Linked DNA regions of Mus musculus: region 2 is linked to region 1. A link is a loop called in an ENCODE intact Hi-C map of the cell type or tissue named here. Cell type or tissue: left cerebral cortex. All regions are shown on one strand.

Region 1 (8,000 bases):
CAGAAAGGAGGCGGGTCAGGCGCAGCTGCTAGGATGGAAGCCGGAGAGCGTGTTCTGCTGGAATCTTAGCTCAGGCCATTCCTTTTTAGAAAGTTTGGAGTCACAACAGGTTGCTAGCTACAGGACCCAGGGAAAGAAGGCAAGGACCACCACTGCCTTGCAGATTAGACTGGGTACTCGCTCTCATTAGGTAACCATGAATAAACGAACCCAAATAAGACATAAACCTCAGGTGTGCTGAAGCTGAATTCTCCCCTTAACATATTTTCCAAAGAGTAAGCATTGTGGATAAGTTTATTGGAGGGCATTTTTTTTTCTTTTTCTGGTTCTGGTGGTAGCACTTGTTGGATACCCAGGAACGATAGATAAAGGTAGGGGGTTCCAGTCAGATTGGCATCAGCTCTGCCCAAGATCGAATCTCAGGCTTCGCATTTGGTGTGTAAGGCCAAGCAAGAAATGGCATCTGCTGAGGTCTGAACGAGGGAAGCTATGGCACAGGAGTAACTCCCAAGTCACTCCAGGATAGCTCCTGGGGAGTTTGAAGGCCAAAGGACCAAAGCGTGCAGTCGCAGCCTGCAACTTGCTCCGAACTGCAAATTCTGACCCCGCCCACCCGCTGACCTTGGACGGCCGAGGCCCTGGCTTGGGGCATAGAGAGAACTCCCCTATTGTTCTCCGCAACCGGACCTAGTAGGCCAGGCTGCGATTTAGCCCTTAGGCGCTCAGCTCAGCGCCACACTTTTGGCAATTTCCGACGCCCACGTCTTTGCTTCCACTCGTTGGCTTCCTCCCTCCACCCCCGGAAAAAGAGACTCCAAATATATCCGGTGGTCTCGATGTGTAATCGCTCACTTAATGGCCTTTGCTAACCCACAGGACAGGGACCATTTCTATTTACACGTAGTCAGGCCTTCAGGGAGCCACGTGGGAACTGCAATTCACCACTTTCAAATCAGCAACTTCCTTCCCATCTAAATAACGAGAACTTGAAAAGGCGCCGGTCGGAGACCCTGATCTTTCCTTCTCGAACTGAAAACAAAAAGCCGGACTAGTGCTCAGAGATGCATTTGTTCCTACATTGACTGATTAACTTTTTTTTTTTTTTAATGAGGACTATTAAATCACTTCGAAGAACCCACATCTCAGCGACGGCGGTGGGGAGGGGTGTGGAAACCCTAGAAATCCTAACAGCTGCAATAAAGGAGAAGAAAGAAAAGTGTCCTCCGACTAAATGATTTCCCTCTCAACCGTTTTGTAGGAAATTGTCTTGGGCTAGACACATAGGGATGTCAAAAGAGTATAGCAAGAGCGCAGAGGTCCGGTGGCGGCCGCTCTGTCATCTTTGGTCACCGCTATGGCTAGGATGCACTTCAAATCCGAGGTGCACAACTCAAACCTACTTTTTTAGCTTGGCTCTACCGTCCGGAAGCCGGACCGTGGAGGAGCAGCAAGAGCTCTGGGCACTTGGGGACATTAATTCCGGGAGGGAGACAGTATGCACTCTGATTACCCCCACACTGTCTCAAATAGTTGAGTAAAGGGAGAAAGGATAAGATCGGTTCCGCTTCGCCCGCCGGTGCCCACCGGGAAGTGCAAGGCGCCTGTGGCCGCAGAGTGAGTCACCTCCTGCGTCCCCGCGGCCTGCACGGGGGTCGGAAGGAATGAAAATTCTGTCCCGGAACCGCACGCAGCCTGGCGTTGGAGGCCTTTCGGTCTTGCGGAAAATGGATTCCAGGCACCGAAAGGCTCTCAAGCCGCCACTTGGGTGAACGTCCCCATCCCGACTTTCCTAACTCCGATCGCCAGCGCAGAAATTTGGCCAGGCATCAGCGCCCGAGCTTCCCTCACCAGAGCTGACAGTTTCTGAGAAGACCCCTTTCCGGGCCGCCCCCCTGGACAAAGGTGCGAAACAAGGAAGCCTCGGAGTGGATTTTCACCATTAAATAAGTGCTAGTCACTACTCCTGAATTTACCCCATATCAACATTCGACTTAAAAAAAAGTTATTGGGGGAAAACGCCTAGGATTCAGTACAGAGTCATAGGTCAGAAACCCAACCAATCTTCTAAGCAGGGGCGGATGCCGGCTTAATTGTTTGTTCAAGAGAAAGAAGTTAGAACATCTATCAAATTAATGATGCCAAGGAACAGATACCCATATAAAACTCCGACATGTGACTTTAAGTTTCAACTAGTGTCTTTAAACTAAACAACCTTCCTTCTCTCTGTTCACCCCCCAGGCCTTTTCAGGAGAGTTTGGAAAGAGTGAGATAGTGTTTACGTCTGTCCCTATTAAGCGCCAGGCACAGGGAGACCATTCTGGACAATATTGAGAGAGCGGGAAAGTTAGTGACTTCCGCCGAGGTTTTCCCTACTTAAACTTCCTAAATCAGGGTCTGTTGGAGGCCCTTCCCTGAGCCCCGATTATGAAACTGGGTTTGCGGGTGGGGCTGGAAACACGTCTGGTCGGCTTTCCCTCTTCCATCCCTGTCTCTTTTCTGCAGCTTTTACACTCAGGAGCCGGATGGCGGGACCCTTGGATGAGGACTGGCATCTTTGTCACATAGGCAACTATAGCCAAGACTGGCCTCAGAAGCGAGTGTGGAAAAGCGCGCGTGTATAAGAGAGCGCCACTCAACCGGGTGGGACCTCTTTCAGCGTTGGGTCACTCCAGCATCCTCACCATCTGCTCCTGTCACCAGCCGATGGCCTCGCCTCCCTGAACCCGCCCCTTGAATTCTGAAGCCAATAGCAACCCCATACTGCTCTACCCCCCTTCGCGAACCCTTTCCACACCCCCACGTTCCGAGAGACGATTGGCTGTTTCGACTTGGGTGAAGCTCCGGCATTTGCATGCTGCTCGCGCCTCCTGGTAGGTAGCGCAGCCCGTCACTCGGAAGGCCGGGACCGCCCACTCCACCTCAGTGCTGGGCTCTCTTCCTGCGCAGTTCTCCGCCGCAGCCTCAGCGGGCAAGCGCCGGGGCTGCTCTCAATCTCCTGGCTGCGAGGAGGCAGCCCCGGCGAGCTGTCGTGCGCCCCGTCCAGAGTTACTGAGTGCGGGGCACAGCGTAACTGACAGCGCGTCTGCTCACAGTTCCCGTCGCCTGGACTTAGCTTTCCAACCCCGGCTTCTCGTGGGCATCATGTCAAGAGCCGTCGCCGCTGCAACCGCCGCCGCCACCCGGGGAAGAGCCGCAGCCTCGGCAGCCGCGCGCGCAGGAGGGCAATAAACCGAATCACTCCGGGCTCAAAGTGGCAGGGGACCGTCGCGGTGCTCTCTGTTCCGGCGGGACTCCTGCCATGTGCTGAGCCATGCCCCTGGCCGCGCCCGCGGGCCGCGTATGGGGCAGCGCCTGAGCGGCGGCCGGTCCTGTCTCGATGTCCCGGGCCGGTTCCTGCCGCAGCCGCCGCCGCCCCCGCCGCCGGTGAGGAGGAAGCTCGCGCTGCTCTTCGCCATGCTTTGCATCTGGCTGTACATGTTTTTGTACTCGTGCGCCGGCTCCTGTACCGCCGCTCCCGGCCTGCTGCTCCTGGGCTCGGGGTCCCGCGCTACTCACGCTCAGCCAGCCCTGGTCACAGCTCCGAATGAGACATCCCCTAAGATGCCCTTCCGGGCACCTCCGGCCAATTCGCTGGCTGCAGGCAAGGATAAGACAGTAGGCGCTGGGAGCCAGGAGGAGCAGAGTCCAGAGGCGCCGGACTCCCCCAGTCCCATCTCCAGCTTCTTCAGCGGCGCTGGGAGCAAGCAGCTGCCGCAGGCCATCATCATCGGGGTGAAGAAGGGCGGCACGCGGGCATTGCTGGAGTTCCTGCGCGTGCACCCCGACGTGCGCGCCGTGGGCGCCGAGCCCCACTTTTTCGACCGCAGCTACCACAAGGGTCTTGCCTGGTACCGGTGAGTTTCCTCTCCAGGGGCCGCTGCGCCGGCCGTGATCCCGACCGTGAGCCCCCACCGGCCGTTGCGCGTCAGGTGGGGAGGGAAGCAGGGGTACAACTTCCGTCAATTTAGGGCGGGCGGGGACCAAAGTGCGACCGCACATTGCTGGTGGACAGTTGGGGAGAAATCAGATGCTCCGGAGTAGGCTGAGACAGCCACCTACAGAAACTTTTAGCTTGGCACCGTTGGCTGGTATGCTGCGCCCTAGAACCATTTAGGTGATCTCTCCACAAAGACACCCACCCGGCAGCTACTGGGAAAGCGCCGGAGGAACCGGTTACCTTTTGGCTGTGGCCGCATCCCACGCGAATAACTCGGAGTGGTTAGGATTTTGTCTCTCTTGCAGCCAGGGACGCGGGGAGGAGTGTTGTGCGCCTCTGGGTCACAGCCTTTAACGAGCACCAACTGCTAGAGTCGCTTCTGCTGCCCAGATGGGGAGAGGGGCGCAGGCTAAGGCTCAGAGCCAAGGGTGTTTTGAGTCTAACTTTTTGTTACAATTCTTCTTGTTGCCGCAACCCGAAGGGGGTCTGACCCGCTCAGCTTGCGAGGCGCTTGTGCTAGGGAGGGTAACCGGGAGGCTGCGCGACTTTGCTGGCTGCGGCGCGCCGGGCGTGGAGCTGTGCTGGTCCCTGTCGGGCAAAGGCGCGCACTGCAGCGCGCAGCCTCTTTGAAGGCTTCTGGGCGCCCGAGGCGCTGCCGGCGCAGCCGCTTCGCCTTCCCGGTCTCGGTGCTGGGAGCGCCAAGACAAGGACGTGTATTTCTGCGGACCTGGTACATGTCCGACCTCAAAGAATATCCCTGGGCCATTGATTGAGAAATGAGGGTTGTTTCGGGGTCGTGGCTTCCGGCTGTGAGCCCAGTTCTAAAGGGACCGAGGCTCCCGGGTCACATTCACGACCTCTGCCCACTGCATCCCGGGCTGCTGGTTTGGTGTGAGTTGCTGGAGGGGTCACACCCCAGTTTCCGGAAACCCAGCCGGGTCCTCAGCGCTTTAGGTCATCACCCAGCATTAGCGTCTCCCTCGATTTTTTTCCCCCCAGACCCAATTACTTTCAAAGAGCATCAGGATTTCCGAAAACAAGGAGAAACACGAACCGAACCCGGCTCTCTGCCTCGACCATACTTTCTAGGACACGGATGGCGTGGCAAATAAAAGGGCCTGACCCTGAGGATTAAAGCAGCTTCCTTCCCAGCCTCTCTCGCCCCCTCCCCTTTGTTCTTTACTACTATTATTATTATTTTAAATTGGGAAGAGTTGCCCAAGTCTGGAGGTTTAAGCCAGCAGTGACGGTCTCCTTTCTCACAGTTCCCAGAACACTGCGGGCTAAGAATGGAGACTCCGGGTGCAACGCTCGGATTCTCGTCCGATGAGTCCTGGGTCTCATCCGGGCACTGGGAATAACTTGGATTCTGGCTGGGCCTGGAAGGGTGAATCCTTGGGTGCAGCCAGGAGCAGTTTACCACGGGGGCCTTCGCTATCTGTAGGCTGTTGCCATCGATGTGTTGTTGATGCCATTACCTCTTTGCCTCCACTCGTCCTGTACACAACGGGCTCCTGGGATAAGGTTCCGAGGACCTGGTGGCAGGCTAATCTTTAGAATCATTTCTGGCGGAGCCGAACCCGAGGCAGCCTGGGTCTTTTTTTTTTTTTTTTTTTTAACCAGACCCACTCGGGCTGGGTTGGTAGCAAGTGGCGGGCGAGTCGCTGAGCCCTTGAAGGTTTTAGAGGCACCTGGGGCAGGTGGTGGAAATCCCCACTGGAAGATTCACACAGAGGCGGCGGCAGAGGTGGCTGCCTCCACCTGCCACCGCCCTTGGGGCTCTGGAGGCCCTCGCTTCTCTTGGGCGGCGACGGAGAGCACAGCCGAAGAGCTTGGCGGGGACCGGCGACCCGAAACCGCGCCGCCAGCAGCCATGCGGGCCACCCGGGTTCCAACAGGCCGCGGGGGGCCGGGGTCCTTTTCCTTCGGAAGCCATAGGGAGGCACGGGCCTCGCGGCGGTGACCTGGTGATCTAGCTGCAGTAGCAGTAGCGCAAGTGTCCTGTCCGCGCGGCCTTCCCTGGCTGTCCCACCAGCGACCAGTGTGCCAGCAGAGTTACTGAATATTTTCTTAAAAGAAAAAAAAGTTAATGCTGTTTATTTAGAGCTTATAAATCATTTTAGACTGTTCGGAGTGCCTGGAGCAATGTAAGGACTTCACGATTTATTTGAAAGCAACCTTGAAAGTCTAAATCCAACAGGCTCAGGAGCCGCTGACCCAGAGGGCTGCAACTATCCCTTCCCGGCTGGAGTCCACCGGGCACTCAAGGCTGTGCTCCAAACCAGGCCTGTAGGGTCCCTCCTTCTCTGTCCCGAGATAGGCCACCCGCTGGAGAACAGCATAAATAATGATTAACTAGAATGTTGTTGCAAGGCACAATCTTGGTTAAAACAAGTCCTCAAAGCCGAAGTGTGAGCAAGGCGAGGCGCTTTTAAGGCCTTTGAGACAAAATGGGAGGGTGTGTGGAATGGATGGTTGAGTTCTGGGGTCAGCGGGCAATCGGTTGTAGAATGAGGGTCGTGGCTGTGTCTGAGCGAGTTGTTAATGAGTTTAATGGGTTAATACACAGACCTGCCAGGGGCCCAGAGCCTCGTGGATTTTCCTGGATGCCAGGGAATTTGCAGTCCTTACAGCTCCCTACCAATGCACCATCAGCCAACGTGGGGGTGGGGGTGGGGGTGGGGTAGGGTGTGTGGCAGAATCCTGGGAGGTCAGAGCCTGCTTTGGTGGCAACTTGGAGCCGACCCTGCTGCCTCCACCACCCAAGTTTGCAAAATCGAAGCTAATATGAGCTAGTTCCAGTCTGTTTGAGGCCCAGTTTGTCCAGAGTTCTGAGCTGACTTTCCAGTTCATATCCAGGGTTCTCTGATCACTTTCCAAACTTAGTGATGTCTAAGGGGCTCATGGGGCTGTGGTGTCTGAGAGGATTGGGGTTAGGAGACCAGAAATTTACAGGCCTTGGAGCAAGCCACCAGCCGGCCTGGTATAAAGATTTAAACTGACAGAGAGACATTGATGTTTTTAAAAAGGATTTCTTCTTGATCCAGCTCAAGTTTTTGTAAATTTCCAAGAATTTGATGACCAGAGTTTAGGAGTTAAGTTAGTCAGACTTTATATGATTGTCATTTGCTCCACAGTAGTGGGAACTTCTTTCAGGTCCCCTTTCAATTTCTGTTGTACAAAATAAGCGGCAGAGGGGGGTGGGGGTAGGGAGTGGGGGGGGGCGGGGAGTGAGTGGGGGTGTCGATCTCTGTGGGTGTGTGTATGTGTGTGACTCGCTCTGTGTGTGTGTTTGTGTCTGTGTGTGTGTGGTTTAACAATACTGTTAAAATGTACTAAACATTTGTTCCAGGCACTGTTTCAAGTGTTATGGTTAGCTGATTTAATCCTCATTACCATCCTGTGAAGTGGATACTTTGACAGGTGACGAAACACAGGCCGGAACAGAGAGGTTAATCAACTTGCTCAAAGTCTCACAGCTAGAAAGTGACAAGAGTTCTTCCAACAGGACAGCCTTCTGTGCCAGGCTCCCTGACTTTAGTGACTAAAACGTGCTGTTAGTCATGTGTAATTCTTCAAAGTGATGTCTGCTCTAATAGTGTTTGAAGGTTTCCTGCCTACCTCCGGTGGCCCCCGTGCCGAGTGCCCACTTTGTCATTTATCTTAAAACCTTTGTAATGTGGGGACAATTGACTGGGAATCATCTTGCACTGGTTTCTAACTAGATGAGGATAATCATACCACTCTGGCACTTTTATTTCTCTGCACAGAACAGCTAGAATCAAAGGAGTCATTAAAATGACAAAAATAGCCCTCAAGTATAGTGGTTGAAAAAACAGCCAGTGTCTCCTGGAGGAAACGGTTTATTCAATGCCATTTGCCCTTTTCAGGCTGGGAGGCCCAGGTTAAGTGACATCTTCCTAAGCTCTTTGGAATTAATTTGTTCATTTAAAACGATAGAATGATCCCAAGTGGAGAACGACACCGTGATTACTTTGTGCTCATTAATCAGAAGGCAGATGTG
Region 2 (8,000 bases), 510 kb before region 1:
TTCTTCTGAATATTAGGTAAATATAAGTAGCCAAAATGAACAGCAGCTTCAAGACAGCCTGTGTGGGGTTTTCTCACATAGAGACTTCAGTCTTCAGTCCTTCTCACAAACATCAAACTCCAAGTTCAGAGTCAAGATGAAAAGAACCCGTGGGGAAATTTTCATTAAATAATCCCATAATCCAGGCTCCACAGGTTGGGTCCTCTTAAATAAGAGTTTCTCATATAATTCAGTGAGCTTAAATTTATGCATTCAATAAAAAAAAAAAAAACCCACTCCACTGTGAATGTTAAAACAAAGACATTGTTCCGACACTTGGAAAATTAAATTCACCAAACCATGAAGCCTACTGTGCAGTTATTTTTGTAACCACCATAAATTGCTTTATAAAACTCCTCTACTGGATAAACAATCCAAGGAGATTTTCTTCATAGTAAAGGACAGGGCGGCCTTAAAGTTTATGACTTTTTCTTTTTCTTTTTTTTTTTTCCATACTTTTTTTTTTAAAGTAGTTGTGTTTCGAGTTACCTCAAAACCTTCTTGCTTTTACATGATTTCAGAAAGTTCCACAGAAAATCAGATCCAGGTCTGTAGATATACCATGCCCTCAAACAGACGTTACTGGAGTAAGAAGAAGCAATCCCATCTTGTGAAAATAAAGTTTAGTAGGGCAAAGCAAAAATGAAGGGGATTAGTACTAAATGTTTCACTATATTTAATTGTACCTCAGAGCCCAGGGCCGGCCTGTATGTCTCAGACTGATGGCTTGAAATGGGTCTCTCCCTGCACTGTATGAGGCCACATTCAATGCGAGCGGCTCTAGATAAGAGTTTTAGGGGTCTTTAATCACTTCATTCTTGTGTCCTTGGGGAATAGCACAGAACAGCCTTTGTGTCCAGAAGAAGGACCTGTTGTCCAGACTCAACAGGTCACTGCATAAGAACTTCCCAGAGGATAGGGCATAAATGACAGAAGCATGGGGGAGGGAGTATATTTAAGTGGCTGATGATTTTAAATGATATATATGCTATATCAGGGGAAAGCTGATTGTTTTTCTTTCCAATGACTGGGAAGTTACTGTTTTTAGAAGTGTTTAATGTTTGAATTTGATTATTATTTTTTTAGGACTAAACTATAAATTCAGCTCCCGAAATCAATCTGAACATGTTCTTGACTCTACAAGTGAATAAACTCGTCACATCATGTCTGTCTGTATTTTATGAATGGTTCCTTCCACGTGTACCTCAACTGTGTCATAACTTTTCTAATATTGTTTCAGTTATAATGAGAATGAATATTTTATGAACAGGCTGAACTTTATAAAAATGAGAAAATTCTAACCATATGAATTTTGTCCTTGAACTTGGAGGAGAGGGGAAAATAAATCAGTATTTTTTACCACAAACCAAATCCAGGCCACGCTAGAATTTATTAGAGTTTGGCTAACTCTGATATTATAGGTGATCTGAATTTGACACTGGCAAATCAGCTTATCCTGTAAATAACATTTACTTCCTAAATTGTATCCAGCGCATTTTCCCATGATTTCCCCCCCCCCTTTAAAATTAACTATCTTATTTGTAAAGATAATAGTTAGGAGATCTTTAGAAAAATTTCTGTCAGGCTGATAGTATTACCAACAAAGTGTTCTTTAAAACCCAGTTAGTCGTTGCTGGCACGTGATGAGGCATAGATTATCCAAACTACAGGGACTCTTGACACTTTTACTAAGTTTCTATATGACTTACCACCTTGGACAACTATCTGGCAAAGGGTCAAGGCAAATAAATACCGGAGCAAAGACCCATGTTAACCACAGGGAATTACCCCAAAGATAAAGGAATAGACATAGGCTTCCCTTGGTAAGCCCAGTAATGAGGAACAGTTTTCTAACTTAAAAGGAAACTCTCCTCTTTCCTTTTCTTTTCCTTTATCTAATTACTAGGGCGATTTCAAGGAATAAGATGTTTGGGGAACTGGGGAGCCCTGACAATTAAAATCAAGATCTCCATTCCTCTCTCCATCTGCCCCTCCCCAAGGGAGAAGAACGGGAGCCCAAGATGGGAACAGCTACTGCTCCCCCTTTGCCATCCCTTCCTAGTCTCCCCCTCTGCACAGCCAGCGCTCAGAAGTACCCATGGGGGTCCCCGCGCTCACCGGTACCAGGCGAGGCCCTTGTGGTAGCTGCGGTCAAAAAAGTGGGGCTCAGCACCCACGGCACGCACGTCGGGGTGCACGCGCAGGAACTCCAGCAGCGCCCGCGTGCCGCCCTTCTTCACGCCGATGATGATGGCCTGCGGCAGCTGCTTGCTGCCCTCGTCCAGAAGTAAGGCCAGGGTCCCCGGCTGGGCCTCGGCCACGCTGCTTCCCGCCCCGGAGCCTCCTGGTGCGGCGGCCAGCCCAGGGCTCTGCTCCTCCTGGTCGCTGCTGTCTCCTGGCCCCGACCGCCCGCGCCTCCTCCGTTGCCTCAGCTGCAGGAGGCGCTTCCTTGGCGCTCCCGCGGGCCACATCGCCAGTTCCCTGGGTCCTGCAGGGACGCCGCGCCCCGGGACCCCCGCGACGGGGCCCGAGCCGGGTGGGCAGCGCTCCGCCAGGCAGTAGAAGACGTAGAGGGAAGTGAGTAGCGAGCAGAGCATCAGCAAGAACTTCCTGAAGATGCTGCGCGACAGTGGCTCCGCCGGGCTGGGCTGGGCGCCGGTGGGACCCGAGGGGGCCATCCTAGCCAGAGGCGACCTCGGACGGCGAGCGGGCCATGCTAGGCCACGACTGTGCTGGGAGCTCCGCCATCCCCGCTGCCAGCCAGCGTGCTGCCCCGCGGCCGCATCGCCTGAGCCGCCCTGCGTGCCTGAGAGCTGCCCCGCTGGGCGGCAGCAGGGGCTGGAACTAGGGACCAAGCACTGCGAGCCCTTCTTGGGGTCCTGGGCTTCGGGCGACGAGGAGGAAAGGGGTGCGGGGCCGTGCTTAAGAAACCATGGTCTTGGGTCTGAAACGCGCCCGAGTCCTGAGCCTAGCTGCGCAGAGCTCCGCGCCCTGGGTCTCCGAGAGTCGCCCGGCAAGGGAGTCTCTGCGGCGGCAGTGGCGAAGGTGCTCGGCTCAGCAGGGTCCTGAGCGGTGCGGAACTTGGCTCAGCGATAACACATCCTTGGCTCAGTCCCCCGTGGAGCGGGCGCAGGACTCTCGGGCCGAAGAATTGTGTACGCTCCGGTTAGAACGAGTGACCCTTTTTCCAGCTTCTGCTCTCCTGGCCCGCCCAGGAGCGTGCCCTGAGTCCTGGCTCAGCTCGTCTCAGCAACCGAGCAAGCAAAGTCCCCCTAGTCCCTCTATCCGAATGGGACTCAAGCCTTCTGGCCTCTTGAGCGCTCCGGAAGTCTACCCACTCCTCTGGGGCCCCAGCTGGGAACAGCTTGGAGGGGCCCCGCTGTGCGGGACCTGTCAGCCACCGCTGCCACTGTGCTCTTGGGCTCTCCCCGCAGCCTCCTCAGCCGCTACCGCCACACGTGGGACGCGAAGGACAGCAAACTTGGTGGTGACGTCAACGGCCCAGGCCAGACCAACGCGGGGATCCGCTCTAGGGTGCAGAGCAGAGGCGCAGGGGCCGGGCTAGAGAGGCAGAAGGGGTGGGACCGGGACAAAAAAAAAAAAAAAAGGTGACGAGGCACCGCCCAATACACTGGAGAGGGCGCGGACGACAGAGGAGACGCCCCTTCCTCGCACTCCCTCTCTCCTTTCCTCCTTCCTCCTCCTCCACCCCTAGGTCTCTGGGCGCTGTCAGATTGACAGCGCCTGTATGATTGCCTGAGTCTAACGCCCAGCCAGTCCACCCCTTGCCGGATTGGGGGTTCTCAGACCTCTCCAGCTCAGCTTAGTCCTTAGCAGCCTTAACACCCCCAGATCCCCACTTCCTGATTCCCTCTGGTCCCAGCTTCTGTATTCCTACCCTTCTCCAGCCCACCCATCCCATCCCCTCTCATCCCAGAGACTTCTGAAGTTTTGTTCCCAAGAGTTCTTGGCAGGCCACGCCCCCATTTGTCTGGGCAAAGAGACAGCTTCAGTACAGACTTGCCTTCTACTTCCCTGTCCACTGAGGGCCCTTACAAGTCTGTCTGTTAGTTTGCTTGCTTGCTTGTTTTTCCTTTGGATTTATTTAAAAAGATGAAGAGTCTCATAGGACCTGGAAAGGAACCCCTTAGAAACTAGATCAATAAATACACCAAAACAGAAATTATATTTAAAAAATAATAAGTACAATTCCAAATCCGTATAACCAGTTGTTGATAAAGTTTAATACTTTGCATATGTGCACCACCCACATGCGTGAATGTGTTTTCACTCTTTGAGAGTTAAGAGTCCTTCCCTAAACAACGGGTTCCTTTTTCTCTTATTTCCCCTGACCCCTAGATACCCTTCCCATGCCCCCAAAGCAAGTCACAAAGAGGTAAAATCTGCCCCTTGCTGGCTCCTGGGGAGGTGAGTAGTAAAATCTTCAGGAGATGTTGAAGGTTTGATTGCTTTCTTTGGCTGTTACTCTGTGGTGGTTTTGTTTTCAATTTTTCATTTATTTGTATTTTATGTGTATGGCTGTTTTGCCTGCATGTGTGTCTGTGCACCACGTGGGTACCTGGTGCCAGCTGGAGAGTTCTAAATCTCTTTGAACTGGAGTTCCTGACAGTTGTTAGCCTAGATGTGGGTGCTGGGAATTGTACCAGGTCCTCTAGAAGAGCAGCCAGGGCTCTTACTGCCGAGCCATCTCTTCCACCACCAGATATTTCATTTTTGTCCTAATCGTATTGCTTCCTTATTTCTGTCTCCTGCAAGATACCTGGCAATGTGGGCTGTGCCCTGGTCACTGTAGCCCAATCCTGTGCGCTGTAGACATCTTCCTAGCTCCCTAACCCCTCCCCTCCCTGTGCTAATAAGAGTCCAGCAGTCAAGAGAGCTAGGTCTCAGGAAACTCACTTAGGAATCCTGGCTGCCTAGCTTTGACACTCAGATTTTCTCTCCTCTTCCTGCTCATTCCCCATTTGACCAAGGAAGTGTAAGTTAGGGGGTTGCCTTTCAGCTTCCACAGGGGCCCTACTGATTCTAAGTTTGCTTGGATAGAACTGGATCACATGTGGCCTGTTGGGTAAGAATAGTGCCGTGTTCATAAACTACCAGTCACAACTGATTCCCAGACCAATGAAGATCTGTTTAGAAGCAGAGACCAGAAAGCACTGGTCTTTGCCCAGGATGAGCAACATGCCTTGCCAAGTTTCCATGTCCTATTATGTCTGAAAATTGGATATTGACAAACCACTTTGAAGCTTAAGGTTTAATGTGTTTTGAAACTTTCCTCTGTGTATTTCAGTCTGGTTTGTAGAAGGAAGACAACAAAAACAGAGACCATTTAAAAGTTGCTCTGAAAGTGTGTCGTTGTGCAGATGGTCACCAGAATATATGTTTTCTCATCTGGAAAGCACTGAGCTCCCAGTTCAACTGTAGTTCATCATAAGGTGATATTGTATATAGTATATACATCGTGCATAGGAATGATGTGGCCCCAAGCCCCCAGACTTTTCCTAGCATGCAGAAACATAAGCTGAATAAATGGCTATTATGCATATTGACCTCTGTGGCACTCTGTGAAGAGCAGAAACCATATTGGAACACCTTTCTCCTCTCTCTCTCTCTCTCTCTCTCTCTCCCTCCCTCCCTCCCTCCCTCCCTCTCCCTTTTTTCCTTCCCTCCTTTCTCTCTCTCTCTCTCTCTCTCTCTCTCTCTCTCTCTCTCTCTCTCTCTCTCTCTCTCTTTCTCTCTTCTTCATCCAAGCCTTTGGATACCAGTGTATTTTCCTCTTCTTTGCACACCTTAATTGAAGCCACATTTTAGATGCTCAGTACCCACATGTAGCTTGTCACTACTGAAGTGACAGCCCAGAAGACAGTACTGTTTCAGAGGAGGAGGGTCCTTTGGGCAGTAGTAAGACACCCACATTTAAATAAAGATAACTCATGGGAGCTTTATGAACAAAAGACTTTTACAGAGAAGTAGCTGAGACAGAGCCTGAGTTTATCACAGGACTCCTGGGCTAGTTGCCTTGAAGCAATGAGGATTACATCTACAGAGGTGAGATGGATCATAAGCAGAGGGGGAAATCATAGCTAGAAAAAGCCAGTTGTAAAGCAAAGGACTGTACCTTGGTGTTTGGACAAGCTGGACTAAGATGACCTTCTAGGAAAGGAATCTGAGTGTGTGTGTGTCTGTGTGTAAGCTCGCATATGCAAACATGTACAAATAAACAGATGATAGATAATACATATAACATCATGATAGACTTTTCTTTTTATTTCTCCATCCCCAGGAAGCAAACATATATAAGAAACCACCCTAATGTCCCCTTCACTGTCCCTTAATTGTCCCCTTCTGTATTCCTGCCTTCATCTGGAACATCTAGAGTCAGTGTGCCCTGATGGACTAACCAACATAGAAGCCAGAAAGCTCAGAAGCTGGCTAGTATCAAGTATTCAGGTCATCTACCTGCAGCAGGAACAAGGAACACTGCAAAGAGATCGATGGTGTCTCACCTGTGAGGACACATGGGTTTTATGAGCTTCGTGAGAAAAATTCTCTACCCATGCTCATCAGAGGATAGGGCTATACTCAACAAACTACTAGACTGTATGCTGCACATTCAGTTCTTGATGGTACTCCTTTTTGTTCTCTCAAGTCAAATGGTGTTCATGTTTAACAATCCTGTAGATTCCAACTCAAAATTCATCTTCAAGAATGCCTTCTTCGTCCATCTCCTCTCTTTCCTTTGATGAAAGATCCTGGTTCAGAACCTCAGAAAGGACCAGAGTTACAGAGACGACTGGCCTGGCCACCTATACCTCCCCCTTAGGCTATAAGTACCTCACTGCTCGCTGGTACACCTTCAAGATCAAACATATTACCTGATGCAAAGATATGTCCTGGGGAGATGCGCTGAATGAGCCAATGAATCAAGAGAAGAGCTACAAGATTGGGGGTGTGTACTGGCTGGTTTTGTGTGTCAACTTGACACAAGCTGGAGTTATCATGGAGAAAGGAGCCTCCCTTGAGGAAATGCCTCTATGAGATCCAGCTATAAGGCATCTTCTCAATCAGTGATTAAGGGTAGGAGGGCCCACTTCGGGTGGTGCCATCCCTGGCCTGATAGTCGTAGGTTCTATAAGAGTGCAAACTGAGTAAGCCAGGGGAAGCAAGCTAATAAGTAACATCCCTCCATGGCCTCTGCATCAACTCCTGCTTCCTGACCTGCTAGAGTTCGAGTCCTGACTTCCTTTAGTGATGAACAGCAATGTGGAAGTGTAAGCTGAATAAATCCTTTCCTCCCAACTTGGTTCTTGGTCATGATGCTTTGTGCAGAAATAGAAACACCCAACTAAGACAGGAGGGGTATTCAATGAGAAAAAAAAAGACTAAGAGACAGGGGGGACAGTACTTTGCTGTAAACTGCACATGTTTCAATGGGAATGATTAGCCTGGGCAAGATGTTAATGAGAGCTAGAGACCATAAGAAATGAGGGGGTAAAAGCAGAAGTCAGATCTTGAATACCTTGTATGATTTTTATGAGAGTCCCCATCGTGGTAGAATGTCTGTGAACATAGACATGGCTGCCTTTGCCTTTGTAACAGAGCTTTTTCTTTTACCAAGTCAGGACAGGAGTGTATGCCAATGGAGTGACCATCCTTACTACAGATAGCAAAAATGACATTCAGTTATTTCCTGGAAATGAAGGGCCAGTAGAGGATGCCATCAATTTCAAAATGTGTTGGAAGAATGGGAGAATGGGGTGCCGCTACTGTATTTTGAGTAATATTGGTAAACATGGTGACCCTAAGAGGCAGTCAATAAATATCTGTTAGAGGACTCTAAGCATCTATAAAATGTATATTCTCCATAAGCAGAATCTTGTTTTTGTTTTATTTTGTGTTTTTTTTTAATTTTTGTTTTATTGTTTCTTTTTTGATGTTGTTTG

What was found. A loop is a pair of places that touch in the nucleus more often than their neighbours do. Peaks named below come from ENCODE experiments on the same cell type or tissue, not always from the same donor. Only the 100,000 strongest peaks of a DNase experiment are listed, where the experiment ranks them.
Region 2: a loop joins it to region 1, with 6 times the contacts of the local background. A loop is called at or near these places in 34 of 42 quality-filtered maps.

What each region holds. Positions count from the first base shown.
Region 1 is chr11:63,917,227-63,925,226 of GRCm38, reverse strand. It overlaps Hs3st3b1 (heparan sulfate (glucosamine) 3-O-sulfotransferase 3B1), which reads left to right and starts at 2,943. Exons shown (of 2, transcript NM_018805.2): 1 at 2,943-3,893. The coding sequence starts at 3,340. In left cerebral cortex, a CTCF peak has its summit at 4,570; DNase peaks (open chromatin) are centred at 905, 2,833 and 4,576; H3K4me3 peaks cover 2,426 bases.
Region 2 is chr11:64,430,784-64,438,783 of GRCm38, reverse strand. Hs3st3a1 (heparan sulfate (glucosamine) 3-O-sulfotransferase 3A1) reads right to left here and starts at 3,452. Exons shown (of 2, transcript NM_178870.5): 1 at 2,158-3,452. The coding sequence starts at 2,717. It overlaps F930015N05Rik (RIKEN cDNA F930015N05 gene), which reads left to right and starts at 2,110. Exons shown (of 1, transcript NR_028445.1): 1 at 2,110-5,649. In left cerebral cortex, no CTCF peak of the experiment used is centred here; DNase peaks (open chromatin) are centred at 2,536, 2,901, 2,997, 3,396 and 1 more place; H3K4me3 peaks cover 1,718 bases; H3K27ac peaks cover 456 bases.